Regions from separate parts of the Homo sapiens genome. Here all the other regions are linked to region 1. A link is a loop called in an ENCODE intact Hi-C map of the cell type or tissue named here. Cell type or tissue: PC-3. All regions are shown on one strand. Region 1 holds the start of LOC124904274 (a long non-coding RNA gene). Region 2 overlaps TAF4B (TATA-box binding protein associated factor 4b). Region 3 has its middle 12 kb from the start of MIR8057. Region 4 overlaps TAF4B (TATA-box binding protein associated factor 4b).

Region 1 (8,000 bases):
ACTCAGCTCCTTTTATCTTCACTGAATGAATGAATGAATGAATGAATGCAAATTGAGCCTCTACAAACATGTCGTAAGTGAAAAACGCACATGCAGATTTGATTAGTGACATAACAAGAAGTGGAAAAAAATCACCTCTTAGATGTGGACATGTTTAGTACTTTATGTTTGCAGTTTGCACTGTGAAATACCTTTTTTTTTTCCAGGACTACACTTTGTTATATGAAGAGGCAAAATATTTTCAGCTTCAGCCCATGTTGTTGGAGATGGAAAGATGGAAGCAGGACAGAGAAACTGGTCGATTTTCAAGGCCCTGTGAGTGCCTCGTCGTGCGTGTGGCCCCAGACCTCGGAGAAAGGATCACGCTAAGCGGTGACAAATCCTTGATAGAAGAAGTATTTCCAGAGATCGGCGACGTGATGTGTAACTCTGTCAATGCAGGCTGGAATCACGACTCGACGCACGTCATCAGGTTTCCACTAAATGGCTACTGTCACCTCAACTCAGTCCAGGTATAGCATTGTTACGCACTGTGTGGCATCAAATGCCACTCTTACTGTTGTCACTTAACCTTGCCCTCACATGGTGCCTTTCCTCCAAAGAGCTTAGAAACTCACTCAGTGACACTTCTGTTGGGTAGGTGAATTATCACCCTCTATAGCAGTCATTCCGTAAGTCTTGTGATTGTGCCAGGTGCTGGGATGAGCACTGGAGATACAGAAGAGACAGATATAGAACACGACAGCTGGGCACGGTGGCACACGCCTATAGTCCCAGCCACTCCAGAGGCTAAGGCAGGAGGATCACTTGAGCCCAGGAGTTCAGGTTCAGCCTGGGCAACATAGTGAGACAGACAGACACAGAACACGATGGACAGCTCTGTGTTCATGGAACTGCATTATGGGAGTGGAGTGGGAGGCAAACAGTCAACATAAATATATTGCCCAGGAGGTGGTAAGTGGATTTCTGGGGCAGAGTATGCTGGCATATTGAGGACTATCAGGAAAGCCAGTTTGGCTTGAAGAAAGTGACTCAGGGAGAGAGAGTACCCAGACAGGAGGCCCGGGAAAATCAGGGACAGATCACGGAGAGCCTCGTTAGGAGGTGGCAAGTGCCCTAGGATTGTTTATTTTGGCATCTTTTGGTTTTGGTTCGTTTGTGTATGTGAGCCAAATGGAAATCCATTGGAGGGTTTTGAGCAGAAGGGAGAACTGACAGAACTCGTATTTTAAAGTGAACATTGCGACAGCAGCTAGAGAATAGGAGAAACAAGGAGACCAGGCAGCAAGCTGTGGTTCAAGCAGCTGAAAAGTGTCCAGTTGTGTGTGTCTGGAGGGTAGAGCTAATAAGGTTTTCTGACGATGGCTGTGGGTTGTGAGACATAAGCCCGGGATGACTAAGATTTTTGACAGAGGAACTGGGTGAGTGGAACTGCCATTTCCTGAGATGGAGAAGTGTAGGGGAGCAAGAGATGTGGGGGTGGAATTGAGAACTCAGAGGCTAATGTGTGCTGAGCACCGACTCTCTGCCCTACCCTGGGCCATGGCCTGAGCATGTGTTGTCTTCTTACAACCCTAACAGGTAAGCACTGTTAATCCTCTCTGTCTTGCTGATGGGAAGGCAGAGGCACACCTGGGTCTCGATTCCAGCTCCGTGTGACACAAAACCATTTGAAGTCAATGGAGTGAGGGTTCTAGTTTTTTCCCTCTTTTTAACTGGAATGGGCCCATGACTTTGTTCAGTATTTAGTCAGCAGAACCCTTCCCAAAGCACAGAGACTAGAAGCACCCACTCTTCTGTGCTGCCTCTTGAGGATTGTTCCACTACTATTTATAACTCTTTAAAATATATGAACAGATGTCTGAGAACAGAAGAGCAGAAAACTGGCAGAAAATGTTCCCTAAGCATGCTAGCGGAAGGCACATGCTCCCAGGCGGCGGGCTGGCTGCTGGGTCGCAGGGTTCCCGAGGACGAGATTCGCGTTCTCACCTGTGCGGAGAGCGTCCCCTGGAGGTGTGTGGTGCTCCCGCATGGCCCTGCACAGCGTTCCTGAGACGGCCTCAGCAGTTTAAGCCTCTTTAAAGCCCAGAAAGCCTGTCCCCTTCCACACAACAGCCTGCCCTGGCTATCACTGGAGCAGACAGAGGGGCAGAACCATTCAGAGCCAGGACAGGAAGGCCTCGGCCACACCTTTGGGCCAGTGAATAACGATCATCAATTCATGTGCTTGACAGTTTCCCACATCAGATATGGAAATTTTCATCTGGATTAACGTGGTCATATGACACAGCCATGACCTACCCTTGCGTCCTGCTCCACCGACCAAGAAATAGGCACCAGCCTATGGGCACGCAGAGACTCTGGGATAAGGCTTACGACACCCGATACCTCACTAAGTTGTTGTGTGATCACTGTTTAAGGAACTTTGCTGTGAACGTGTTGTTGTTTCCAAAGTAATGGCTCCATCAGCTGTTTGCATTACATTGAAATAAGCTTTTGACCACATCCAAGGTAACATTGGATCACATTGAATAATTATCACATGATGCCTATCGGACTCCGAAGAAGAGCTTAGCGATTTCCTCCTGTTAGCATTTAGTGACCTTAAGACTCAAAGAAAAATGGACATCAGGGTTAGGTTCTCTGCTGTTCATGGCTTCCTCCCCTTTGGATTTCCTCTCCTAATCATGGCAAGGGATCTTTTCCAGGGTGCTGGTTTGGCCAAGCAAGCTGGGATGCCTCTTGCTGAGGGCTGCATTCCTGCCTCTGCTGGGGAATCCATGGAGGGAGCTGTTCTTCGTCTTTGTATTTACCTGCCACCAAAGCACATCTTGATTTTGAATTTAGGGATTGTTTTCTTCCTGTCCTTATGCTGACAGGTATGCATATGCATTGTGAATTTACCTACAGAAATAGAGCACTGCTGGGTAGAATGTTAATTTTGTTCTTATAAGGACTTGTGTATGTTTTTTTAATTTGCCAGCACTTGAGGTTTTAATTAATTTTTAGAAAACATACTCTCTTGCTTTCCCATCTCATCTAGTAAGCTGTTTTGCAACATAGCAGACTATATTCTATATTGAAGTAGGCAACTAAAAAATAATACTTTTTAAAAAAGTAAGGATTCACTTTACATTGACTACATTTCAGTTCATTCCAATAAAAGTTTTTTTGAGGTGGGTTTTTTTGTTTTGTTTTTTTTTTTTAAGTTATGATTGAATCACTTTGCCTTTAAGGTGGTGTGGAAGTAATTTAATTATATTCAGAACTCGGGCAGGAAACATTTGCAAGTCTAATATTTGTTGGATTCCTAAAGAAACAGAATGCTCCAGATCAGTTTCCTGTATTTTTGTCTATCTAATCTAAGAGTCACAGGTACTGTTTCCTGCATTTAACAGTGTCAGACATGTAGTGCCAAACCCAGGAATCTTGCTGGCGTTAGGTTTTTGATTTCAAAATTAAGGAACAGATTCTATGGCTTACATTTGTATAAGAAGTTTAGAATATCTTTATTTTTCTTACATTTTCTAATATGTAATCATTGTGCTGGTTCTTGTCTCCTTGAATGAATGCAGGGCAATAAATCTGTTTCAGATGTTACAAACTTGAAAACCTGTAGATAATCCTCTAGTGTCTTCAGTAATCCCTTTGTTCTGCTATTGAAATTACATCAATCTTCCAGGCCAAAACATATATATTAACTCGGTATTAGGAAAACTTGAACAAAGGCGGAGTTGAGAGTACAAATGAATCACTGACTAAGTAAACTCTGCCATCACTGTCCTTTCCAGATTCTTTATCATCTCATAGGATGTATTTTAGTGATAAATGAGCTTTGAAATGTGAACCCTCATTTTTGACAGAGAGGGCAGCATTGCATATACAAAAACAGGAGATTTGAGGCCAAACAGACCTGAGTTGGAAACCCAGTCCCATCACTGACTAGCCATGAACCTCAGTTTTCTCATTTATAAAATGGGCCTAACACCATCGAGTGTTGTAGCTGGTGTGTGTAAAGCAAGCATGAAAGGCACATTTTAGGCATTAGAAATGCTTGCTTCCTCTCTCCTGCCCATTAATCCAGGGTCTTCCTTTGAGAGGAGCAGCTCACAGGGACATGGGTGCTGGATGAGATGAACCAGAGTGCGCATAATCTCAAACTTTGGGGTGTTTATGTAGCCATAGGACTTACCTCACCCCTAACTGGATGCTTGTCTTGTTCCCTCGCAGGTCCTCGAGAGGTTGCAGCAAAGAGGATTTGAAATCGTGGGCTCCTGTGGGGGAGGAGTAGACTCGTCCCAGTTCAGCGAATACGTCCTTCGGCGGGAACTGAGGCGGACGCCCCGTGTACCCTCCGTCATCCGGATAAAGCAAGAGCCTCTGGACTAAATGGACATATTTCTTATGCAAAAAGGAAAACACACACAACCAATAACTCAAACAAAAAAGGGACATTTATGTGCAGTTGGGACAGCAAACCAAGTCCTGGACGTAAAATCGAATAAAAGACACATTTATATCCAATAGAGACCACACCTGTATTCATATGGGAACAATTGGAATAGTGATATCCTCAAGGTGTAAAAAATATATAAATATATATATATATGTCAAAAGGTAGGAAATGCAAAAAAGAAAAAAAAAAAAGGTGACAGCCGCAGTTGGTGCTGTGATGGCCGTGAAGTGTCCTGGGCCTTCCGAGGCCTCTGACAAATAAACAAGCCATGAGTGGTGAGGACACAGTCTCCTTACAGTTTCCATTGCCAACAACAGCCATCCATATTTCTTTTTTCCTTTGTCTTTCTTTTTCCTTTTTTTTTAAAAAAACAAAACAAACAAAACACCTTGAATCAAGTTTGTTTGTATATGGAGGTTCCACGTCTTTCTTTAGGCAGGGACCAGGCAGGACTTCAGAAAAACCCTCATGAGCACATTGCAAAGATGTTAGACATGAAATTTTAAATGTAGTTTGTACAGAAGTCACACTTTTTTGTCCACCTCACAGATGTGAACTTTACTTTGTTTTAAAACTGATCAGTTTTGCCAAGGGGCCAGAATTATTCCTTGTTAGAATTGCTCCAGTTCAAGTCTGCTGCTTTCCTACAATTTTTCAAATTTTATAATGTATTAAATACAATAAACTCTGTTTAAAAAATAAGGTCTGTGTGAAACACACATGTGGGGGTGAGGCTGGATTAAAGTGAAATTTTTTCTTTTTGAAATTGTCCGTGTTGAGCATCAAAAAGAGGCATGAAAGCCGGGGTCAGTTTTGAAGTCAAAACCTACTAAAGGCTAAGGATGTCATCACCTGTTCCAGACAGTTGTCTTCCGACCCAGCAAATGTTATTTCCTGTGCTTTGTTATTCTGCATTGGTCAGCAAGGTAAATCTTCCTTCTTACGGACTTTTCGGTTACACCTATTTCAGTTATCTGGCTGCAGAGCAAGTCACACCAAAATTTAATGGCTTAAAACATTTTGTTCTGGCCTGTGATACTGGCCTTCGCTGGGCTGCATCTGCTCCATGTCTGCTCCACTGCTCCAATCCAGGGGTCTGATTGGCGTGGAATGTCCTAGATGGCTCACCCAGATGGCTGCAAATACTTGGCTGTTGGCCTCTATGTGGCTTGGGCCCCTCTCAACATGGTAAGTGGATTCCAAGAAGGAGGCAGAGAAAGCCACAGTTCTCTAAAAGCCTGGGCCCCGGACTGCACAGTACACTTCTGCTGCTTTCTGTTGGTTGAACAGCCACACGGCCAGCCCAGACTCAATGAGGGGGAAATAAGAACCTCCTGTTGGGGAAAGTAACAAAGCATTTGTGACCAACTTCAGTCTACCATAACACCTGTCCAAAGCATCTTAAAAGTAGGGCATTATGGCTTTGGAAGAAGTAGGGAACATCTCAGAGCCAGAACTATCAATCATTTTATTACTAGCCAGAGAAGTAAAAAACCTGAGATTTCAACAGCACTTTAGAATGAAGTCCTCAGCTTTTCCAAGGTATTAGTGACCCTGATTCCTCCATCGGCCCTACACCCACCTTTCTTCCCTCCTCTTCCTCATTCCAGACACTCAAAATAAATCTGGCATGCTGGTAAGATTGACAGGTAAACTAGAATGTGTTTCTGGTGCAGAGATATTCCTGTGGTGATGGGTTATTTCCATCCTGAACTTACTTTCTTTTTTTAAATTAAAAAGTGTATGCCTGAGGACACTAGTAATGAAAATATCTCTGGCTTCTGAAACTAAAAGTGAGCTGTTAATGGCTCCTATCACTGCCTGAAACACAGGCAGCCCAAACACTGAATTACTTTAATGACGGCTAGCCAGGCTTCCACATTGCTGCGTAATTTCCCTATTTGAGACTAATACACCACTCTCTCAGATGGGGACAGACAGGGCTGCTCCCACCAGCTGCTCGGTCATCCATGTCTTACTGAAAGGAGAATAAAATTGCTCTATGATTTACTAGCAATCCATTCTCATTAGGCAGAATTTCCTCAAAACAATAATGCAAGGGCCTCACTTTGGGACTCTGCTGGTTATTGTCATCAGTTAATGTTTACCCAGGACTGCCTATGTGCAGTTAGCATTGTCCCAACCAAATACTGCACAGAATGGTGTGCATTGGCTACTGGCATCCACTTTGTTCTTTTCTAAGTTCTTCGGTCCATTTATATGACTGCATCCCAGTTGCACATTGTTTCTACAAAAACTCTGATCCAGTTCAATGGAGCAAACATTTCACTTGTAATGTTGACCTTTTTAGGTCTTGAAACATGTAGATTCCCAGATACCAAAATACTTTAGGAAAGAGTAGGTCAATCAAAATGTCAAAATATAATTGAATCACCACTTTTTTCTTTTCTTTTCTTTTCTTTTTGAGACAGGGTCTCACTCTGTCACCTAGGCTGGAATGCAGTGGCACAATCTTGGCTCACTACAACCTCCACCTCCTGGGTTCAAGTGATTCTCCCACCTCAGCCTCCCAAATAGCTGGGACTACAGGCATGTGCCACCACACCCAGCTAATTATTATTATTATTATTATTATTATTATTTTTGGTAGAGACGGGTTTCACCATGTTGGCCAGGCTTGATCTTGAACTCCTGACCTCAAGTGATCCACCCCCGTTGGCCTCCCAAAGTGCTGGGATTACAGGCGTGAATGAATCACAATCTTATTTTTCACTACTTTTTATTATTCAATATAAAGTTCATATTCAAACTTCGCCAGTGTCCCCAAAAGGATCTTTATAGCTGTGCTTTTCACCTAGAGGATCTGATCAAGGATTATGCATTGCATTTATTAATAATACCCCCCACACCTTCCTTTTTTTTTTGGAGGCGGAGGGGTCTTTCCATGACATCGACTTATTGGAAGAGTCTAGGTCAACTGTTTTGTAGATTGTTGCACAATTTGGATTTGTCTGATTTGTCCCTCACTGGTAGAGTCAGGTTTTTTGGTTTCAAGAATACTACATAGGTGATATCATGTCCTCAGTGAATTATATCACAAGACTCAGTTTGACCCATATTAGTAATGGCAGTTTTGGCCTCTTGGTTAAAGTAACATTCACCAAATTATCCAGTGTAAAGGTAGCTTTTTCTTTTTGTAATTAATGATTACCTGTGGGATGACACTATGAGACTATAAATATCCTGTTTCTCAACACACTCTCACCAGATGGTTTTAACATCCATTGGTAATCCTTTCCTGAATCAATCATTACCTTGGTAGCTATAAAAGTTTGCTTTTTAAAAAGCCACTGTTGGCCGTGCACGGTGGCTCACGCCTGTAATCCCAGCACTTTGGGAGGCCGAGGTGGGTGGATCATGAGGTCAAGAGATCGAGACCATCCTGACCAACAGGGTGAAACCCTGTCTCTACTAAAAATACACAAATTAGCTGGGCGTGGTGGCACGTGCCTGTAGTCCCAGCTACTTGAGAGGCTGAGGTAGGAGAATCATTTGAACCCAGGAGGTGGAGGTTGCAGTGAGC
Region 2 (8,000 bases), 150 kb after region 1:
GGAAAGCAGTGTTCTAGCAGCATATCAGTAAGGCTAGATAAGAGGTCAGGACACTAGCAAAGGCTTTGATGTTTAGAGATATTTGTGATTCTGGTTTGGTTTTAATTTTCAAGAAGTAAGTAAGAATCACCAAACCAAGTCTTCAAGTCTTCTGGTCTGATGCGGTGTCTTTCGATGAAGGTGCTGTGAAAGACAATCTGTTTTGTTTTAAAAGATATTCAGAAAAACAAACTTAATAGTGCCTCAGTAGAAAAAGCCTTCCAACTCAAGATTCTATGGAGTGTTACAGGGAACTAGGCAAATATTACAAAAATATCACTAATTTATCACAAATGCTTTGCATTCTAGCTTCTGAAACTGATCTAATTCTTTAGCTTTTGAGAATGCCTGCTCATGCCTGCCTTCTTACAATGTCTTCTTCTATCCCCTTAACTTCTCTAACAACAGCAGACTACTTCTTCTAAAGTAAAGTCAGTCACGTTATTTTCCTGTTCAAAAATCTTTCACATTACCCTGAACTCAACTTGACATCCAAGGTCTTCCAGGTAATGACCACAGTTAGCACTCTTCCCCCTTCCTTCCATTACTCACTATAGAATAACTCCTCCTGATTCTGGACTTTGCTTAGACTATTCCCTTCCTGTTCTAGTCTTCAACTTCCTATGCTTGTTTTTTTGTTTCTTTGAGACTGAGTCTCGTTTTGTCGCCCAGGCTGGAGTGCAGTGGCAAGGTCTCGGCTCACTGCAACCTCCACCACCTGGGTTCAAGCGATTCTCATGCCTCAGCCTCCTGAGTAGCACCACCACGCCTGGCTAATTTTTGTATTTTTTTTAGTAGAGACAGGATTTTGCCACGTTGGCCAGGCTGGTCTCAAACTCCTAACCTCAGGTGATCTGCCTGCCTCGGCCTCCCAAAATGCTGGGATTACAGGTGTGAGCCACCACGCCCAGCCCCTTTGCTTTTTTCTTATTTTCAAAGCTTTCAAAGCCTTATCTATGTCCCAGATCCACTTTGAATGCCTACTTTAGAAATGCTGGTTTTATACTTTTAAATCATTTGTCCAACTGCTACAATGCTGAACTCCTGAGAGCACATGTTTGTCTCTGTTATGGTAGTTCTTACTCTGTCTTCTTTTCTAATCAATGTATTTGCCTTAAATTCCAACTAATTTTATTGATCATATTAATCATCTTCATCACCTATCACTGCAGCTTTTTTCCTAGTATGAAACAATGGAAACAACCTAAATGTCCATCATTATGGAACTTTGTTAAAAATATCAAAATCACAGTGAATATGTACTGATGAGACAATCTCCAAGATTACTATTAAGTGGTTAAAAAAAAAACAAAAAAAGCAAAACATTATGTATGTATTATATATTACCATCTGTGTTGAATACTATATCTAGGGAGCTCCATCTTGTCATGTACCATCAATAAAGTATACTGTACCCAAGAAAAAAAAAATACTATACTTAGAACAATACATAAGAAACTGAAAAAAAGTGGTAACTGGTTGGCTCTAGGCTGGGAACCTGGGTAATAGGGGGGATAAAGAAGTCAGGGGAACCCTTACTTTTCCCATTGCATACCTTCTTGTACCTTATAAATTTCGTGTAAAATGTTCACATTACCTACTCAAATAAATGAGTTTTTAAAATATAAACAAAAACTTTTATTTTAAGATCTAGTTATTTCCTTAGATTACTAAATCTGTAATAAAATTAGTTTGCCTTCAATATTCTTTTTTCACCTCTCTCAAGCAGAGCCTCTCTACCACAGTGAGCCAGTAAATTCACACAATATCCTGCTTATTCCTTCTTCTATGCTTTAAAGTTGTTTTTCTCATGGGAATTTCCCTCTCTTCTTATTAACTCAAATGTAGCGTAGCATACTGCAGTACTTCTCAAGCAATAGTGTTTTTAGGAAACACCTAGGAAGTATATTTAAAATGCAGGTCTCAATGTCAAACACACATCCACACAGTACCCATGATTCTCATTTGGTAGGCCTATGATGGAGACCAGGGATTTGGAGTTTTCTAACAGGCACACTTAAATGATCATGATACAAATGGTCTAAGGACCACACTAAGAAAAATACTGAGTTATAAAAATTAAGAGTACTGATTCTAAAGAGGTCAAGGTTTCAGTCCCTGTTCTGACCATTATTAACAGGATGGCTGGGTGCAGTGGCTCACACCTGTAATCCCAACACTTTCGGAGCCCGAGGTGGGCGTGTCTCCTGAGGTCAGGGGCTCAGCACCAACCTGGCCAATATGGTGAAACCCCATCTCTACTAAAAATACAAAAATGAGCTGGGCATGGTTGCATGCCTCTAATCCCAGCTACTCGGGAGGCTGAGGCAGGAGAATCTCTTGAACCCGGGAGGCAGAGTTTGCAACTGAGATCGCGCCACTGCACTCCAGCTTGGGCGACAGAGTGAGACTTCATCTCAAAAATAAAAAATAAAAAATAAATATTAATAGGATGACCATGGACAAGTTTCTTCCCACGTCTATTCATTGATCCCCTTATCTGTAAAATGGGAGTGAAAATGACCCTCTCATGTAATTTTGTGTGAAAACTGTATTAGAAACTAAAACTGCATCAGAAACTAAAAATTGGTATTATTTATTCATTGAAAAATAAGAAATATATATTACCATAAATAACATACTTTAACAAAAATTAACATATCAAAATTTAAAAATAGATCAAGAGTGGTACTGCCTTCTATTTTTACAAATCTTTTTAAAATCCACGGGTCCTCTTGCATTTTGAATGGGATCTGTTACTCAGACATGGTTTTGCAACATCATCCATTGGTAATATGGAAAATACTAGTTCACTGAGTCATACAGTTCTTCCAAATTTAGATTCTAATACATAATCCAAAATTACATGTATCTCCACCAACCAAATCAGAAAATATAACTATTGGAAAGCTGTCAAAGTCATGGTAATAGATATGTTTTGCAAAGTTTTCATTTTTGCTTGATAGCTCCAACTTTATCATTGGCAAAAAAAAAAAAAAAAAAAAAAAAAAAAAAAAAAATACTGTCAGGTTTTTTCCCTAAAGTGACAGACTCACTTCATTCATTTTCATGAAAATGTCTGTCAAATGCTGGTCTATATATACTTATAGTTCCTAAATTTATAATGAACATCAGAAATATGTTCATTATAAGGATTTTTAAAATACAAGTTCCTGCCATACCCAATCCCCAGAGATTTTATTCTAGATTAGATCAGCTCCAGGAACCAAAATTTTAACAAATTCCCTGGGTAACTCTGAGACTGCTGATCTATAGTATACTAGGAAATATTTAGTTATCAATTGTTTCCTGAAGTATGTACTAGCTCTTTCCTATATTCATGTTCTCAGTTCAATTATCAATTTCTTTTTTTTTTTTTTTTTTTTGAGACAGAGTCTCACTCTGTTGCCCAGGCTGCCAGGTTGGAGTGAAATGGCACAGTCTCGGCTCACTGCATCCTCCGCCTCCCAGGTTCCAGCGATTCCCCTGTCCCAGCCTCCCAAGTAGCTGGGACTACAGGCATGCACCACCACACCCAGCTAATTTTGTATTTTTAGTAGAGACAGGGTTTCACCATGTTGGCCAGGCTGATCTCGAACTCCAGACCTCAGATGATCCGCCCACCTCGGCCTCCCAAAGTGCTCGGATTACAGGTGTGAGCCACTACGCCTGGCCTAATTTAATTTCTTAACAAGAAATTTTTAGATTTTTCACACCACAGCATTATAACTGTCTCTTGGCTTTGACCATTCTTGAGAATGCTCATGACAAATAAATAAGATATGCCCTATCTCCTACCTATATAACTTCAACCTTCACTTCATGGTGTACCTACCTCTAACGTCCTCCTTCTCAGTTTATTCTGCACTAAAGTACACAGATAAATTTTCCTGAACATAACTTTACTATGACAACATATGACTAAAAACTCTGAAAGACTTCACAATATAATCTCCAAGTCTTCACTCATATAATTCACTTGGAATGTTCAACAACCTCATTTCTTTTTTCTCTCTCTCTTTTTTATTAAGACACCCAGGCTGGAGTGCAGCGGTGCAATCTCACCTTTCTGCAGCCTTCACTTCCGGAGCTCAGGTCATTCTCCCGCCTCAGCCTCCCAAGTAGCTAGGATTACAGGCGTGCGCCACCATGCCCAACTAATTTTGGGGGGTTTTTTGTTTTTGGCTTGAGTGCAATGGCTCCATCTCGGCTCACTGCAACCTCTGCCTCCCAGGTTCAAGCAATTCTCCCTGCCTCAGCCTCCCAAGTAGCTGGGACTACAGGCGCACCACCACACCCGGCTCATTTTTGTATTTTTAGTGGAGATGGAGTTTCGCCACGTTGGTCAGGCTGGTCTCGAACTCCTGACCTCAGGTGATCTTCCCAACTCAGCCTCCCAGAGTGCTGGGATTACAAGCGTGAGCATACACAAGGACAAACAGACTCGTAATACATAAAACAATGAATTATATATGATGAAAGTTAAATAAGTTAATATACACTAGACAATCTAATTCCTGCAGTATGGAAAAAATGGACATTAAAATTGATGGAGTAATACCATCTATGCAAACAGCACATAATCTGGTCCTATATTATTTTCCAAGAGTGTCTTTTTAAAGTAATAAAAATCACACTAAAACCCCTAGTTGTTAAAACACCTTCACTACCAGATATAGTATATAGATATTATCCATAAATATTTTATTATGTATCTCTAAAATATAAGGACTTTAAATAAATGATCACATAAAAATATTGATATTAATTCCTTATTATCATCACATCTTCAGTTGAAATACGGTTATGCAAACATGCAGAGGTACTATCCTGTTTGCCACTTCTGATTCTGAAGTATGATGGAAAGAACATGAATCTCTGGCACCCTCTGGTGTTTAAGCACAATACAGCTTCCCAAATTCACCCCAGCTATACTGACAAGCAGAATAGAAAACAGAATCTTCTTAGCAGAAAAAGTCACAAATGAATCCCCCCGAAAAGTGTAAGTTAACAAAATAGTTTTTAAAAACTATGAAAATATCATTCTATATTATTAAATGTCATACAGTTTGGTCAAGACAAGAGCTAATATTATTCGCTACTATTTCTTCTTATTTAACAAAAGAGCCAACATCGAGGGTCTATTATCAGTTTCATTTAAAAAGTAACTGAAGTAAGGCTGGGCACGGTGGCTCATGCCTGTAATTCCAGCACTTTGGGAGGCCGAGGCAGGTGGATCACGAGGTCAGGAGATCGAGACCATCTGACCATCCTGGCTAACACGGTGAAACTCCGTCACTACTAAAAAAATACAAAAAAAATTAGCCGGGTGTGGTGGCGGGTGCCTGTAGACCCAGCTACTCAGGAGGCTGAGGCAGGAGAATGGCGTGAACCCAGGAGGCAGAGCTTGCAGTGAGCCGAGATCGTGCACTGCACTCCAGCCTGGGAGACAGAGTGAGACTCCATCTTAAAAAATAAATAAATAAATAAATAAATAAATAACTGAAGTGATGTAAGTATCCAGGGAAGCAAAATTAAATTTAAAAAGACATCACTATGAAAAGATATGCATAAAGCCATGTGTGACTGTGAATTACTAGAAAGTACTGTACAAAAATGAAAAGTGCACCTTTGTACAAAAATATCTAAGAAATAGCTGAGATTATAAATACTCCTTTTCCAAAACTCACCATTTCAACAAATATTTGAATGCCTATTATGAAACAGGCATTGTTCTAAACACTCGGTATACATACAATGGTAAACAATCATTGTAAGCTTTCATAGACGATTAAGAAGAAGTGGGAAATACATGGAAGCAGGGGTAAACAAATAAATGAACAAAATAATTTTAGATAAGTACCTCAAGACAGCAGATATCACTGTGGAAGCTACTTTATGTTGGTTGGCCAAGCAAAATTTACCTCTCTAAGGAGGTAGATTTGATATATGAAAGACCATGTCATATGAAGACTGAGGGACAGCTTTCACTGCATACCACATCAAAAACTATACAGTGGGTTTTATCAAAATCTCACATAACCCATAAATATACGCCTATGTACCCCCCAAAATTAAACATTAAAAACATTAAAGAAAATAATAAATAAATAAAATTGTACATCAGGACCATGACTAGTGTGTCCGAAGAACAGAAAGGAGGCAAACATGGAGCACGGATCCCTAACACCACAGACCGTGATCCTTGCAATTCAGTTTTTCTGAATATGAGAGATAATTTGCTTATGCAATGGCTTTTCAGTTTTTCTGTTCCCTACAACCTTACCAAATTCTAACAAATATAACCATGGTTTCAGATGGGAATCTTCTATATCGTAAAAAGAAAATTCTTTAAGCCAATTCTCTGCCCCCACCACCCAAATTAACCTAATCACACAATTCTATACAAACTTCATGGAACTGCCATGCTGATTCTAAAATTCATGCACGAGAGAAAAATAACAAGTAAAATTAAGATACCTTCGATAAAAAGGAATATAGAAAAAGGACTTACTTTAACTATGGGCTAGATAAATAAATAAAGATGTTATAACAATCGAAAACACCAAAATAGTAATATCAAAACAAAACAAATATTTGGGAGGCCGAGGCAGGTGGATCACCTGAGGTCAGGAGTTTGAGACTGGCCTGGCCAACATGATGAAACCCCGTCTCTACTAAAAATACAAAAATAAGCTGGGAGTGGTGGCGCGTGCCTGTAGTTCAGCTACTCGGGAGGCTGAGGCACGAGAATCGTTTGAACCCAGCAGGTGGAGGTTGTGGTGAGCTGAGATCGCACCACTGCACTCCAGCCTGGGCAACAGAGTGAAACTGTATCTCAAAAAATAAAATAAAATAAAACAAAAACATATCACTAAAATGAAATTTGCCCTTTTTTAAATGGGAATTTACTATAAGATAAAGGTGGCATTGCAAATAAGAAAGTTAAAGATGATGAACTCTTTACTAACTATTGCTCAGACAATTCATTTGAGGAAAATTTAATCTCTGCCTCACACATTTACAAAAATAAAATCAAGAATTATTGAAGATATAAAGGTAAATATCTGTATTTGAGGTAAGTGCATACAAGTATCTTAGAAGAAGATACAGAAGGCACATCATTCTGGGCTCATAATACGAAAGGATACATTAGAATTCAAAAGCCATAAAGGAAGAGACTGCTAAACTTTATACTGTAATTTAAATTTTCCATATATGAAACACTAAAAACAAATTTCCAAGTTAAACAAAAAACTAGGAGAAAAATACTTACAATGTATATATCAAAGAATTACTACTGTCCAGCATATGTACATAAGTCTGGAAAGCAATAAGTAGTCAACAGATAAATGGGCGAAAGTAATAAGTCAGAAATTTCCCAAAGAAAATACTTATAGTGACATTTTTCCTTCAGGCAGTAAGTGGACTAGATTTACTGAGGAGCAATTACACAGCATAAGACATTTTCATTCCATTGTTTGGTTCACAGGACCTGTTAAAAAAAAGGTGTCAGTAAAAATCAGCAATAAGCATATCCTAAAGGAAGAATTGCCTCAAGGGCAAATGACTGTGGCTAGCACTAGTTCTTGATTACAATGGGAAAAGTGTATCTGAGACTCCTGGGTAAGTCAAGTTCCCAGGAAGAAGACTAAAGTGGTTCCAAGTCAATAGTAATCCCTGGGTCTACTAGAAACAGTCACAAATCCTCTCTGGAAGAAAGCAAACTCAGTTTAGACCCTCAGGTTTAATCTGATTTACCTGTCCCACAAAGTTTTAGATTTATTGACTACATTTTTTACTTCTAAAAGTCCTATTTGGTTCTTTTTCAAGTATTTGCAGTCATTTTTAAAAATAGTTTCTTGCTCATTCTTGAGATTCCGTATTTTATTTTTAAATACTTTATACTATTTTTTAACACTTACTATTTGATCATCCTATGTTTGAAGTCACTGGAATTC
Region 3 (8,000 bases), 120 kb before region 1:
TTTTGAGACAAAGTCTTGCTCTGTCACCCAGATTGGCGTGCAATTATGCGATCTCAGCTTACTGCAACCTTCGCCTCCTGGGTTCAAGTGATTCTCCTGCCTCAGCCTCCTGAGTAGCTGGGATTACAGGCGCCCGCCACCACATCCAGCTAATTTTTGTATTTTTAGTAGAGACAGGGTTTCACCATGTTGTCCAGACTGGTCTTGAACTCCTGACCTCAGGTGATCCACCTGCTTTGGCCTCCCAAAGTGCTGGAATTACAGATGTGAGCCACTGCACCTGGCCTACTTTTGCTCTCTTTTATCTCCATCATATTTTTTTTAAATTACCATCTATCTACTATTAAACATTACGGAAATATATAACTTAAAAGTGAAAATTCCCTGTAATGTTTTTTGTTTATATTCTTTCAGATTTTTCTATGTATACTTATTTTTTCTCTAAATTGAATTCATAAGTTCATATTTCAATATTAATTTTATTTGTAAAAGTTACACTTCTCAAAGGCAACCACTACTATCAGTTTCTTCTGTATTTTTCTAAAGATAGTCTATGCAAAGAACTCCATATAAATCCTTTTAAAAAAAAAAACCAAATGGTGTTATTCTATACATGCTCATTCTACTTTTTCATACTTAACGTATGTTGGAGATCCTTCCACATCTATACATGAAAAGCTGCCTCTTTCTTTTCTAGAGGTGCATGGTATCTTGCAGGCTGCACGTTAATTTATTTCACCTATTGATGGACATTTAAATTATTTTCCATATTTTGGGATTGTAAGCAATGTCTCAATAAATAACCATGCAATTGTGTCATTTCGAACGTGAATATTTCTATAGGATAACTTTCTGAAATTAGAATCATTAGATCAAAGGGTATATGCACTTTAAATTGTGGTTACATATTGTCAAACTGTACTCCCTACAAAGTTCTGCTAATTTACAATTCCACTAGTACAATGTGTTCTTGTTAGCTGAGAGGTGGAAAAACAATAACTCATTTAGTTTAATTTGCTTTTCTCTTATGAGTGAACTTGGTCATGTTTAAATAGGCTTAAGGAGCCATTTGCAGTTACTTTCTATAAATTGCCTGTTATTATTTGCTGACTTTTTTTTTTTTTTTAGACGGGGTGTCACTCTGTCACCTAGGTTGGAGTGCAGTGGCACGGTCTTGGCTCACCTGTAACCTCCACCTCCCAGGCTCAAGTGATCCTCTCACCTCAGCCTCAGAGAAGCTGAGACCACAGGCACGCACCAATATGCCCCGCTAATTTTTTTTTTTTTTTTTTGGTAGAGACAGGGTTTCACCATGTTACCCAGGCTGGTCTCGAGCTCTTGAGCTCACGCGACTTACCCACCTCAGCGTTCCAAAGTGCTGGGATTACAGGCATGAGGCAGCATGCCCAGCCCTATTTGCATACTTTCCTATTGGGTTGTTGATCTTATTGATTTGTAGGAGTTCATTAAGTAATAGGCCCTTGGTGATTTCTTGAAGTTTATCATGGCTAAGTTTACTTATGATGGTTTTGGCCATGTAAAAAATATATATTTTTATCTTTTAAATTTTTATGAAACCAAATTTCATATATATTTTATATAGCTCCCTAGGTGTTGTGTTATATTCATTCATTCATTCAACAAATATGTATGTATTTATTTATCTAGAGATGAGGTCTTGCTGGCCTTGAACTCCTGCACCCAAGAAATCCTCCTGCCTCAGCTTCCCCAGTAGCTGGGACTACAGGTATGTACCACTGTGCCCAGCTCAACAAATATTTATTGAGAGTATACCAGGGGACACAATGTTCTAGGTACTGGGGATATAACGGTGAACAAAGGCCAGGCATGGTGGCTCATGCCTGTAATCCTAGCACTTTGGGAGGCTGAGGCGGGAGGATCTCTTGAGTCCAGAAGTTTGAGATGAGCCTGGGCAACATAGTGCCATCTCATCTATCTAAAAGATTTAAAAATTAGCCAGGCATGATGGTGTGTGCCTATAGTCCCAGTTTCCTAGTAATACTATGGAGGCTGAGGTGGGAGGATTGCTTGAGCCTGGAAGGTTGAGGCTATAGTGAGCCATGATCATACCACTGCACTATAGCCTGGGAAACAGAATGAGACCCCATCTCTAAAAACAAAAACATGTACAAAACAGACACAGGTCTGCACTTATGGAGCTGATATCCTAGTGGAATATTTAGAGAAGTCAGATGTATTATACTCAAATTGTTTTTGTTTGTTTTACTTAACATATCATAGACATCACCCATATGGAAATCTAATTCTTTTTCATATTTGTATAGTATTCTTTTTCCAACACATACCAAAATGTTATACCCAGTTCTTTACTGAATACAAGCCATACTATTAGCCAGGGTCAACAGACTTTGTCTTATGGACCAAATCATAAATAGTTTAGGCTGTGTGGGCCATACAATCTCATCACCACTATTAACTCTGCTATTTCAGCACAAACGCAGCCAAGACAACATGTTCAAAATGAGCATGGCTGTGTTCCAGTAAAACTTTATGTATGAACACTAAAATTTGAATTTTATAACATTTTCTCGTCACAAAGTATACTACTGATTTATCTGTTTATTTATGCATTTTTGGCCACCCATTAAAAAATGTAAAATATAATACATCCTTAGCCCATGGGCCCTACAAAAATAGATAGGGGGCCGGATTAGCTGCAGGCCATGGTACGCTGACCCCAGCTCTAAGCCATTTTGCCACACTCCCTCCCCAGTGTCCTCTGGTATGTGAGTTTCTGTGGCTTCTTTGAGAATCATATTTAGAAACAATGGGAACTTCATTGCCAAGGCTGACAGAGGTGATAACAATAGTAATAATAAATCACATCCTTGGGCTCCACACCAACGCAGGCTGAGAGTGTGCTCTCAGCTGCTGCTTGCCTAGCTATGTTGGTGAACAGAGTGTGCCCTGTCCTTATCAGAATTTAGATCTGACTGAATGATAAAGGTGCTAGGTTCACCAGGGAACCACACTGAGCTCCTATATCACCCTGGGTATCCTAAGTTCCCTTACTAGATGCAAACCGCGCCCACTGCACAGTCCACCTATTACTCAGTATCCCCTGACCCTACTGTCCTTGTTGTCACTGCACTCAGGACACCTGACATCATATTATGCATTCGCGTGATTCTTGTTTGTCTCCCCGGCCAGAAGCAAGCAGGAACTTTGCCTTATTCACTGCCTAAACCAAGAGCCTGGAATGGGGCTTGGCACAGGGTGGGTGCTCAATAGTTGTTTGTTGACTCAATGAATCACCTCTCTAAGTCACCCACTTGGCTTTGGGCAGGTGGAGCCTGAACTCTCAGAAACATGGAAAGCCTTACTAAAAATGGAACTTACCTGCTTCTGAGAGAATCCACAAGGGCTATGTTACCATTGGCCAACTTCTCCACACTGCTAAGTAGATAGAGATGAGGCAAAAATGGGGGTAGCTCAAAGTTTCATCATCCTATACTTCCTTTGTGACTCAAAGGATAAACGGGGCTCCTTCCAATGTGTGGGAGACCTAAGCACCAAGAGAGGGTGCCCAGCTGAAGAAATGGCTTCAGTTTTCCCCTTCCAGCTGGAGTCAAAAACAAGCTTTTTAAATGCCACTTATTGTTCCCAGGCTGTGGCTTGGCCATTTATAGACTATTTCGTCATTATTAAATATTTCTGCATGCTAACATGAAATAAAAATATGAAAATTTGATGATGGGAAATAACTTTTGTGTTTTGCATGTAATTTATGGAAAATCTGACTTGTTCCCCAAACTATTTCTATGTTACACTTATATTTTAAGAGAACACAGCTAAATTATAAGAAGCAAATTAAGCCTCCTCTTAGGGGAAACAGTACAGAAAACCCTAACTTTATCTAAATCAGGTGGAACTCACCAGATGACAATTATTGAAAAAATTTACAATTTTCGTTTTCTCTGGGGTCATCTGCAAAATTGTTATGTAATTTAATTAGTTCCTAAGGTCATGCATAAAATAAAGCAATTAACCAATCACCAAATATGTTTTGATTGCCAAGTGTGTCCAACACTAATTGGACACTAACTGGACATTCAAAACTTTGGATGCTTTGTGTGTGTGTGTGTGTGTGAGGGTGAGAAAAAGCTCACACTGTATAAAATTAACTTATTTTCTACTGGAGGTATTAAAAAGATCCAATAAATATGTTTAGAGCACTGACTGTGTGCCCAGCTAGGTGCTGGAGGTATAGTGGAGTGAGACAAATAAGGAGTTTGCAGTCTGTACATTTCCTACTTGTTAAGTCTTCATCTTGTATATGCATCCAGTATTTGGCGGACTGAAAAAAAAAACAAAACAGGTAAAAACACATCCTGTAGGAACTATATGGGATACATAAAATAAGCCTGGCTTTGTTGAGAAGCCCTCCTATTTCCTATGCAATTGGCATGTGGTAATTATGTTTGCTTTCTAATTCCTAATGAGCACTTCTTAAGTAATTGGTACCCTGTTCATGCTCCCCAGTACTAAGAATTACACTGGATAACCTCCACGGAAGTGTGGATGTGTAATTTGATCAACTGGAAGGGGTAAGGCATCCACTGTAATTGAAATCAGTTTCCCTGGTGCATTTAATATTGGCATAGAGGAAGGGAAGAGAAGTCATATGTAATTATGATTAAAAGGGAGTTTCTCAGGCATGTCAAGGGCTCCTTCATACAGTCACCTAGGGAAGAAATGTGTAAAACCATACTATTCCCATGGGTTAGAGCCCAGAGTCTGCAATGGAGAATCCACAGGTATGGCCAAGGTTGGTTCAGTTGAGTTCAGCAAAACTGATGGAACACCAACTACATGGCACGTACTTTGCTAGGTACAATTTTATTAAAAAAATGAGTAAGATGCAACCTTGGAAGTTCTTTATAATTCTTCAGGCAGCTTACTCTCCACTTGGGAATATAAATAGGAGCAAATACTAACAATAGTTTATGATACAAGCAATTTCAAATCCTTGATAGAGTTTTAATTTTAGTGTAAATATGTTTTCATTAAAGGCGGTTCAGTTCTTTTATAAACAGCAATATACTACCAACACTTGTAAAAGTGATTTATAGAAGAGCAAAAATATTTATAGAAGGACATTGATATTACTGCTTACTAAGATAAAAGGTGGAATTAGCCGGGTGTGGTGGTGCATGTCTGTGGTCCCAGCTACTCAAGAGGCTGAGGCAGGAGATCGCTTGAACCCAGGAAGCTGAGGTTGCAGTGAGCCGAGATCGGAGCACTGCACTCCATCCTGGGCAACAGAGCAAGACTCTGTCAAAAAAAAAAAAAAAAAAAGAAAGAAAAGAAAAGAAAAGCAAGGTGGAGATGGGGCAAATAGAAAAATACTACAGTGAGTTACAGTGATGGCCCAGAAATAATCATCTTCATTGACTTCTTCCCAAATCCCTAAATTCTTTCCAACACAATTCAGATCACAGACACCATTGTATTTATGGGTGATCAGAATTAAGAAATGCTCAGCCACACATGCTGGTTCAAACTTGTAATTCCAGCACTTTGGGAGGCTCAGGCAGGAGGATCACTTGAGGTCTGGTGTTCAAGACCAGTTTGGACGACATGGCAAAATCTCATCTCTACAAAAAAACAAAAAAACAAACAAAAAAAAACACTAAAAACTAATTAGCCAGGCATGGTGTTGGACTCCCGTAGTCCTAGCCATTCAGCAGGCTGAGGAGGGAGGATCCTTGAACTCAGGAGTTCAAGGTTACAGTGAGCTACGATTGAGCCACTGCATTTCAGCCTGGATGACAGAGCAAAAACTTGTCTAAAAAGTCTAAAAAAAAAAAAATTAAGAAATGCTCATGAATTTATCCGAAAGAAATAATCACATTGAAAAGAAAAGGAGAGCCCTGTTCAAGATGTCACAATAAGCGCCTGTATTTAGCTCTACTACCTCCCTAAGCCCCATCAAGATGATAACAAAGATACCCTGAAAAGAATTGATTGATAACAACATTAACAAGGGAGGTGTCATTAGCAGATAAGAAATTTCAAAAAATTTCTAGAAGCCAAAAGCAGAGACATTGGACAGAATAAATGGAAACTACTAAAGCCCAGATGTAAATATCATAAACCTTGACAGTGATGGATGATGAAGCTGAGAGAAGTCTGAAGAAATGGAAGGAGTGTGTAGGTGTTCTAACATCCACAAAGCACACAGCAGGGTACCAGTATTTTCTGGGTAAGGTTGATGGGGCAAGATGGAATTTTAGTATTTTATATAAGGTTATTAATGTAACCACTAAAATAACTAAACATAAACCACTAAATTCTTCAACTTATCAAGGAGTTGATAGATACTATCTAATGCTGAGAAATCAAGAAACGATTTATAGTTGCAGGGATAACCACCAAAAGTACTAAAACTAGGCATGGTTACAAAGTGTTTACTTCTGCAATATGAAATAAACAGTGGTAATGGACAAAGGCAGTTTCACTCTTCATTTTTTACCTTCTGCACTGTTCAATTTTTTTAAAACAAGTGCATTGAACATTTTAATAATAAATACATAGATGAATACCTGATTAATAAATATTCTGAGCCTATATATACAAAATAATAAGAATGTGTTATATATTAAGTAGAAATGTCAAGACAGAACAAATCCTAAAATATAACCTTGTTTTAAAAAATATTTTTGTTGGTATATTTAAATATGTGTTTATAAATGTGAAGAAAGGCTTTAACAGTGCTTTCCTCTGGAGGAAGGGGGTGGGATTGATGAGGAACGATGAAAACAGGTTCATTTTTTCCCCTCTGTATGTACTTCTGAATCGTTCGAAATGGCTGCTAGGAACATGTATAACTCTTGAAAGCTTAAAAGCAACTTGCAAAGATTAATAAATTAAGGGAAGCCAAGAGACTGGCAACAGTACATTCAAATGTATTTTTATACATTTTATTTGATAGGAATTCAGTTATATGTGTGTTAAATGGATGAATGGAAACAGGTTTGAGCACCCAAATCTCAGCAAGGGAGTAGAATATGGATGATGGATCCATTCATCCATTTAACAAATATATACTGAATTCCTACCATGTACTATGCATTGTACTAATCACAGGAGAAACAGCGATAAACAATGCAATTTTTGTCTTTAAAGAATTCGTAGTCAAATGGTACAACAAACAATAACATACAATTACGAGACACGGTGAAAAGTGCTGTGACAGATGTATGCATAAGAACCTGGAGAGGGCTATAAAGGGACATCTACTCCTACTGAAGCGGATGGAGCAGTGTTAGCAAAGCTTCCTGGAGGCGATGCTATCTACAGGGAGTATAGACACAGGAGTGCCAAGGCATGTATGAGGTGTATCCTTCTGTGAATATATGTATTTACTTACACGTCCATGTGTCTGGAATGTGTAAGCATTTATATGAAGTAAAAAAGCAAGCAAGCCATGCTAATAGCAAAATAACACCGAATATCGTCGTAGCTGACACTTAAAGCCTCATCCTTGGCTCTGTTTCAGAAGCTCCAATAATCAAAAGATCAGTGCTTTCAATGAGGCTTTAGGGAGGGCAGGATGAGTAAGGGACGATAGCACGCTAAAGTTTCTGAGTGATCCAAATTCCCTGAGAAGTTTGGGGGAGCATAATGAAGTATGAAAAGCACAACCTAAATAATGTACAAATATTTGAATAATAGTTCAGAGCCTTCCTTTGAAGATCCCAAAGCACTTGAGCAAATAAAGGCTTTCCCTTTCTAGCTGGCAGGCTAGAGACTAAGCCATTTCCCCAGGTCACAAAGACCGTGACTTGCAGAAACAGACCACACCATTTCTGACCTGGCTGTCTTTGTTCTGGTGTCTGGATCATGCCCCTCCCTCCACCCCTGGAGAGACAGAGAGAGGAAAGTTAGAAACCGCCCCGTCCAGGGGGTCGCAGTCTCAGGCGTGAACTAGTTTTGTTTCCCGAACCCTGCCCGCA
Region 4 (8,000 bases), 72 kb after region 1:
AGCATGACTTAGGGGTACTTTATCTGACGGACAAATAAAACTTCTTTAAGAGATACTACCCAGTTTTTGAGGGACATGATGTCGCAGTCATATTTTTATACTCATTAAGTTAAACTTGTTCATAAGTATCCATGGAAACAATTTTGGAAAGTCCACGTTCTAAAAGAGGGAAAAAAATTGGTCTCAGCTGCCCAATTGTTCGGCTACTTATCCCAGAGCCCATCTACAGTATAGAGCCAGTCTCTCGCCACTTCTGCAGGGTTCTTGGTAATGAATGCAATTTGTACAAGTGTAAGCCTCTGGTACTTCAGCTAAGCCTGGCAGTGAAGCACTAGCATGCCACTCTGCTAGCATCAACACTCAGAGATGGTGTAACTCAGATGTAACTTTAACTATTGTAAATTATTACCATCAAAATATCTTCATAAGATTTTTGCGGAATGGGACCAAAAGCTCAGTTTTGTTTGGAAAATTGAATAAAAAGTACATATTAGGAAGAAAGTTACTAAAACATGTAATTGGCAGTGAGTGGAAATTTTGTTGTTTACAGGAGTAACCCATTTAAAACTACAACATATTTAGGCCAAGGCAAGCAAATCGCTTGAGGTCAGGAGTTCGAGACCAGCCTGGCTAACATGGTGAAACCCCACCTCTAACAAAAAATAAATAAAAATGAGCCAGGCATGGTGGTGTGCGTCTGTAAGCTCACTTACTCGGGAGACTGAGGTGGAAGAACTGCTTGAACTTGGGAGGCAGAGGTTGAAGTGAGCCAAGATCATGCCACTGCACTCCAGCCTGGGTGACAGAGTGAGACTCTGTCTTAAAAAACAAAAAACAACTACAATACATTTAACTAGAGGCAATTTCTTTAGCCATAAATTAGATACATTATGCTAAAACTGTATCTATATGTTTATAAATCTTCTAAGAGTTTTCCTAAAATCAGTACTTTGGTGTTTTATATGAGATTTTAAAATAACTGGCTAGACAGACACAATGTCTTGGCAATTCCACATCTATGTAAACACCCAGAAATATGCCATGGGTTCATCAAAAGATATGTATAAGGATGACTACTATTCACAAGAGCCCTAAGCTAGAAACAATCCGAGTGAGTACATTAAGAGTACAATAAATTGTGGAATAGTCATACCATGGAATAATACACAGCAATAACGACTGGGTAACATGAAAGAGTATCACAAAAATGTTCAATGAAAGGAACCAGACACAAAGGAATTCATACTGTATGATTCAATTTCTACCAAGTCCCAGAACAGGCAAAGCTAAAAAAAAGTCAGGAGAGTGAGTTCCCATGGGGGAGATGAGAAGTGATTAGAAAGAGACTGAAGTTTTCTGGAGTTCTGGTGATGTTTCCTTCTTGATCTAACTACTGCCTACATGAATGTGTTCATGCTGTGAAAACTGTGGTGAGCTTATGACTTGTGTACTTTCTATATTGATGCTATATTTCAATAAAAAAAATTAAATTGCTACCCCAAAAACCTTGCCTCAGGAGGAAATTAACATGGAAGCAAAGAGAGGGGGGAAAGGAAAGACAATAAGGCAAAATTGTCAAACAGAAAAAAAAAATAAAGAGACCTAATCATCTGAGTAAGGAACAAAGGGGTCACAGTTCATGTTTGTCATGTGACAAGCCTGAAGGATTCAGGGGAAAGAGCCATATTACAGCTGCCAGCACAGAGTTGAAAAGAAGGTCATTCCAACAGGATGCAGCAGAGAGCCTGAGGCAATGTTATAAATGAAAAAAACCCCAAGGGACATTCAGTAACCCAACAGAAATGTCTTTCATAATTCACAACTTTATGAAGGTGATAGCATTCTCTTCCCCCAAATAGCAGCTAACTTAGAAAGTCAATCTTTCTTGAATCTGAATACAAAATATATAGCATTTTTATTCCTGAGCTTTGATTTGGCAAAGTCCACAACTGTAACTTGTCAATCACAATGACCTGGCCAGAATAACCAGCTACTCTCAGTTATCCACAGTCAAGGGGGTAGAGAGTGCACAGGTAACTTACAGCCATAAAAACCAAACCTGCTTTTTCACCATCAGTTTTAATTTTCCTCTGCCTCACCAAGTCCTTTCCCCAGAGTTGACTAGGACTGATTTCTGGTCACATTAGAAATCACAAAGAATACTAATGTGGTTAAGGGCCCAGAGTTTGCAAGAAGAAGAAGAAGAAGAAGAAAAAAAAAAAAAAACGCTGTTTATTCTTCTCACTGTTAGTGTACTGTTCACTTCGGAAATAGAAGGTTTTCCCATGTAACTTTCTACATGAGGATATTCCTTAATCTGGATTCTTCACCTGGATGAAAATGAAAGATGAAACGACCAATTCATTTCCCAGGTGCACAAAAGATGTCCTAGGAAGCCTACTCAAACCTAAATGTTAACATCTTCTAAAATTGCCAGATCAATTATGTTAGCCTTCATAATTGTTACTCATTAATGTTACCCAGCCCACTAACAACTTATCTCACCTAATTTGTTTTGTTATACCACTGAACTAAGTTTCTTGTTTTTATAATGAAACTTCTGAGGAACTCTATTGCTCTAACAAGAAAAAATGGAAAATCATCAGTTATCAATTTTAGATAAATAACACCATTTTAATAATGATACTAAATAACCAAAAATAACTAGTAATCCAATTTTTATCCCTCAACTTAATACAGCAGTGTTGTGAAATAAAACCTTTAAAGATTTTTCTACTTCTTTTTCCACATTTCCTTAAATTGGATGACTGCTCTAAGTCAGAAGCAGAAAGGACATCTTTATGAACCCAGTGGCTTCGGGAATCCTGTTGGGGTTTGCAGTGACTCCATACGGGCCTCTCCTCCCAAGAGCCACCATCCACGGTAATGTAGCTTCATGCTAGTCTACGTTCTGATTCCATTCAAAATTCTCTGGGTTACTGGGTACCTACTATGGGCAAGAACTGTGCTAGGCGGCATAAGATATACAGAACTGAATGGTGGCAAACACTCGTTGTCTCCTCCATAGGCAATCTCAAATTACTTAATTTCTCTGTGCCTCAGTTTCCGAATCTGCAAAATAGGGATAGTAACACTAATTATCTCAAATGGCTGGTTTGAAGATTAAATGACAATGGCATACGCTCTCTAAATGTTGGCCCTATTCTCATAATGAATTCCCTAGTCAGTAGGAAGGCACTGAAGGTTTACAAACAGGAAACAGTGTAATTCTAGCTCCAGACCTTTTTTCCCATCCCGTAGTTAAAACTAGTTAAACTTTTCCTACCTAGGTCCTATTATCTCAAGTCTTCACTAAATCACTGGTTACTGAACTCAAGAGAAATCATTTGTGCTGCCATACTTACCTTGTCCCTCTCAGTGAAATTTCTGAATTTTAAGGGAGCCTTGAATGCCTAAAGCTCCAAAGTAGACTGATGGCCATTTCAGACATGTGACGGGTGGACAGTAAGTTTTTCTTACACCCCTCAAATTAAATAGTGGAGGAGCCTGCTGCTGTACAGAATCAACTAAGCTTTTCAATATTGTCTCTAGAAACTAAAAGTCAATCTCTTTCATTCAATTCCCTGAATCCTACGACTAATAAAAGCAAAATTTGTGTCCCTGAATCTGAACAGTTAACCAAACACAAAAACTGAGAATTTCTTAATAGAGGAATCAAGAGGCAAAGATTCATGACATTCTCAGATTCTACCTGATTTACACTAAGTCCCAACCTCATGCCACCATGGCAGCTCTTAAGGGATAGCTCAAGTCTTTTCAGCTTTAAGGAGGAAACAAGGTCCAAATGTGAGAAATAGGGAGTAGAATGAAGACTTGGCTCCAGAAAAAAGAAAAAAAACTGAACATCTTCTAAGTCTCAGAAGCAAAAATAAATAAATGTGCCCTGGATACCTGACCCAGTGTAACAAGAACACTGAAAATCTATATTCACAATACCCAAGCTTCTAGGCCTTAAAGGGGAACACAGGACAGAAAAATACTGAGCTTCAAAATTCACTGCCCTCTGCTGGTCAACAAGCAGAACTTCTGAAGCAACAGATCTCTCATCTTTATCACCTTCATTTTATTCCTTTCTAGTTATTTCAGAATACAGACAACACTGCATGTTAACTTCTGCCCCATTTCATCACTCCTAAATGTCTATGTTTCAATAGTACTTTACAGAAGAAAACACTGATGTGACACGGAATCACTGGCTTCAAGTTACAATTCTAGCTCTGTAATTATGAGAGCTATAGAGATAATATACTGCCTGTCATAGCTAATGATCACCCCCATCTTTATCTCCAACAGAACGCTCTCTCATTTTCCAGATGCCACTGTTCAATTTCTTAATGATTTCCAATTGAATGTATTATAAGTATCCCAAATTCTACATGTTTCAAACTATCATTCCTTCCCTTCCTCCTCTTCATTTCAAGGAATGCCTAAGCCAGAAAATTGGATGTCATCCTCAAATCTTTCTCTATAGTCCATCTGCCACTTATCTATTCTACCCCCTTAATAGTTTCTAAGCCATCTACTTTTACATTTTCACTTCCATTATCTTCTGCCTAGATTACTTCAACAGCCTTCTAAAAAACCTCCCTATTTCCAGTGTTAATATTGCTTACACTGCAGTGAGAAGGATCTTTCAAAAATAATCTGACAAAATTGTTTTCTTGCTTGAAATGCTCCAGTGGCTAAGATTTTCCTATAAGAACCAAGTCTAAACATCTAAGCATGACATATATGGCCATCCATGACCACACCAAAGTTTCTCTCCCTAGTCTCATCTCTCATTCCTTTCTTCTTGTCTCAAACTATTGATTATGAACAAAATATTTTTCCTTTTTGATACAGACAATTAATTGCACATAGCATTCTCTCTTCACTGAACTCCACTGATCCTATCCTTATTGCCACATCATCTAAGTTCTTTTGGATTCAGCTAGGATATCAAGTGTCCCCAGTGCCTACAAACACAAACTTACCCCAGGTCTAGCCTAGGTGCAACTCCTATGCACTTTAGTAGTACTTTTTATTTCCCTCTACCATCATACGTCTTCAGTGCAATGTAATTTTCTCTTTAACTTATCACTTACTAGAATAAAAAGATTTTGTACCTGTGAATACTTTACAGTGTTTGGCATTTAGGTGATATCATCTGTAGGAGAACCATGTGTTTGGAGTCACCCAATAACATCACTTATATGAATAAACAGTGAAAATAAACCACCCTATGAGCTTTGGACCTTCTAATTCAAGATCCTGCTGTCATTGTCAGCTTTAAGCCAAACCAATCTGGGGTGAAAGGTGGGGTATGTAAAGTCCTTTGATGGTTTATTCACAACTATTACCCAGCCCTCTAACATCTTACCTCACCTACTCATCCCCACCAAACTGCTACTAGATGGAATTTGTTCAAAAGACTATTTTCTGCCATTTTCTCCAAACATTAAGAAAGTGCTTCAGCCCACCAAGGAATTCGACACACAAGAACAGCAAAAAGCCAAATAAACAGTGAATTCTGAAAGGCAGTAAATTGATTATTTCCTATGGCCAAGCTGACAACCTCATGTCAAGACTTTCCTACTTACACTATGGTTATTTTCTTTAAACTTTTACTAAGACACTTGCAAAGACCTCTGAAAACTCACATAAACTATGTCCAGAGATCGGTTTTACCTATTATTTTCTTAAAATTTATTCAAAGGACTGCTAAACATTTTTCTTTAAGAATTAGCTTTGATTTTTCCTTGGAGAACTGTGAATATAAGTAAGAGCTATAATATAATAAGGGTTGCTGTGCCTCAAAACTAAAGGTGAATTTATCAATATCTTTAAATGTATTAACAGTAGCTTTGTTTAAAACTCTAGTAATTCTAGAGTTGGTGAGTTGCATACAGGCTGATAGAAAAATAACTCGAATGAAATATGAATTTATAGAAAAAAAGAGAAACCATTAGAAATTGGAAACATAAAAAAACCATTTTTATTTTCATAAATTCTTTAAAAGATATATGACCATTAATAATAACATATCAGGGAGGTTAGAACATATGTAGCAGTAAAGTAGGTGACAACAATAGCACAAAGGATGGAAGGGTGTGTATAATTAACTATTTGGTTTGGATTTATTTATTTATTTATTTATTTATTTATTTATTTATTTATTTAGAGGCGGAGTTTCGCTCATTGCCCAGGCTGGAGTGCAATGGCGCAATCTCGGCTCACCGCAACCTCTGCCTCCCAGGTTCAAGCGATTCCCCTGTCTCAGCCTCTCGAGTAGCTGGGATTACAAGCACCTGCCACCAAGCCCGGCTAACTTTTGTAGTTTTAGTAGAGATGGGGTTTCTCCATGTTGGTCAGGCTGGTCTCGAACTCCTGACCTCAGGTGATCCGCCTGCCTTGGCCTCCCAAAGTGCTGGGATTACAGGCGTGAGCTACCGCGCCCAGCCAAATTACTTGGTTTTAAAAGACTCTTCCATTTTGTGTGAAGTGGTATTAATTCAAAGCCAAGTGTAGTCAGTTAAGGATGCACATTGTACCTCTGAACAGAGTCACAGCAACCATTAAAAAAAATAAAAGGGCCAGACACAGTGGCTCACGCCTGTTACCCCAGCACTTTGGGAGGCCGAGGCAGGCAGGTCCCTTGAGCCCAGGAGTTCAAGACCAGCCTGGGAAACATGGTGAAACCCTACCTCTACTAAAAATGCTAAAATTAGCCAGGCGTGGTGGTGTGTGCCTGTGGTCCCAGTTATTCCAGAGGCTGAGGTGGGAGGATCGCTTGAACCTGGGAGGTCGAGGCTGTAATGAGCAATGATTGTGCCACTGCACTCCAGCCTGGGCGACAGGGCAAGACTCTGTCTCAAAAGATAAGTAGGTATATAAATAAGACTATTAACTAAAAAGGAAACAGACAACGTAGCATAGAATACTAAAATAGTGCTTGATTAACTCAAAAGATGGCAGAAAAGGAGAAAAAAACTGGGAAAATTAAAAATGAACAGCAAGATGATGGACTTAAATCCAGTCATAGCAGTATTTACATTAACTATTGAACCAAACACTCCAAGTGAATTCTCATTCTGGTAAAAAAAAAAAATCAAAACTCAATTATATGTTATTTATAAGAGACCTGCTTTAAACAAAGACACAGATAAGGTGGAAGTAAACCAAAGGAAAAAAGATGAACTATGTAAATACTAAGGGTGAGAAAGCTGACATGGCTATAATAGTATCAGGCAAAGCACTAAAATAAAACTTTTAAAAAAACAAAGCAGACTTCAAGACAAGGAATATTACTAGAAAGGAAGATCAATTCGCAAGGACAGAAGGAGGCAATTCACGAGAAAGACATTCAGTATTCATCAAGACAAACCATGCAAGCCCAAGTCATAGTAAACTTAAAGGACTAAAATCAGGCTATGTTCTCTGACCACAATGAAAACACCAAACATTTGGAAATTAAACAACATACTTCTAAATAATCTGTAGGTCAAAAAAGATACCAGGATGGAAGTTAGGAAATATCTTCAAAGTTGATAATAAAAACACAACATATCTAAATTTGTAGGGTTGAGGCTAAAGTAGAAAACAAATGGAATTGTATAGCTTTAAATGTAGAAAAGAAATGTGTAAGGTTAATTACAGGCAATTTCCCTCTAAGATCAGGAATAAGGCATGGATGTCTGCTCTCACCACTTCTATTAAACATAGTAATGGGGAAGTTAGCCAGTGCTCTAAGGCAAGAAAAGAAAATAAAAAGCATAAAGATTGGAAAGGAAGAAGTACTCTTATTTTTATTTGTGGCCAGCATGATTTGCTTAGCAAATCCTAAGACATTTATTCCAAAAAACCTCTAGAACAATTAAGTGAATTTAGCAGAATGGAGGATACAAGATCTATGTCAAAATCAACTTTACTTTGATATGTTAGCAACAAACAATTGGAAAGTATATAATTTTAAAATACTACTTTCAATAGCATCAAAAAAA

The links. Hi-C counts contacts between places; a loop is a spot of excess contacts. Peaks named below come from ENCODE experiments on the same cell type or tissue, not always from the same donor. Only the 100,000 strongest peaks of a DNase experiment are listed, where the experiment ranks them.
Region 2: a loop joins it to region 1, with 3 times the contacts of the local background. A loop is called at or near these places in 4 of 110 quality-filtered maps.
Region 3: it touches region 1 in a loop (11-fold over the local background); 2 of 110 quality-filtered maps call a loop at or near these places.
Region 4: a loop joins it to region 1, with 10 times the contacts of the local background. A loop is called at or near these places in 5 of 110 quality-filtered maps.

The regions. Positions count from the first base shown.
Region 1 is chr18:26,452,132-26,460,131 of GRCh38, reverse strand. KCTD1 (potassium channel tetramerization domain containing 1) reads left to right here. Exons shown (of 5, transcript NM_001142730.3): 4 at 207-512; 5 at 4,231-5,222. The coding sequence ends at 4,389. LOC124904274 (a long non-coding RNA gene) reads left to right here and starts at 7,126. Exons shown (of 2, transcript XR_007066322.1): 1 at 7,126-7,484. RefSeq lists an enhancer at 1,163-1,232. In PC-3, CTCF peaks have their summits at 1,844, 2,043 (motif pointing left) and 3,874; no DNase peak of the experiment used is centred here; H3K27ac peaks cover 817 bases.
Region 2 is chr18:26,304,305-26,312,304 of GRCh38, reverse strand. All of the region lies in intron 9 of TAF4B (TATA-box binding protein associated factor 4b), which reads right to left. Among named protein-coding and RNA genes, the nearest start is that of TAF4B, 82 kb to the right of the region's middle. In PC-3, a CTCF peak has its summit at 4,954 (motif pointing left); a DNase peak (open chromatin) is centred at 4,924.
Region 3 is chr18:26,575,398-26,583,397 of GRCh38, reverse strand. It overlaps a transcript of KCTD1 not described here. Among named protein-coding and RNA genes, the nearest start is that of MIR8057, 12 kb to the left of the region's middle. In PC-3, no CTCF peak of the experiment used is centred here; DNase peaks (open chromatin) are centred at 3,247 and 7,347; H3K4me3 peaks cover 1,899 bases; H3K27ac peaks cover 2,526 bases.
Region 4 is chr18:26,379,906-26,387,905 of GRCh38, reverse strand. The region is part of intron 14 of TAF4B (TATA-box binding protein associated factor 4b); the gene reads right to left. Among named protein-coding and RNA genes, the nearest start is that of LINC01543, 39 kb to the left of the region's middle. In PC-3, a CTCF peak has its summit at 4,050 (motif pointing left); DNase peaks (open chromatin) are centred at 1,695 and 4,005.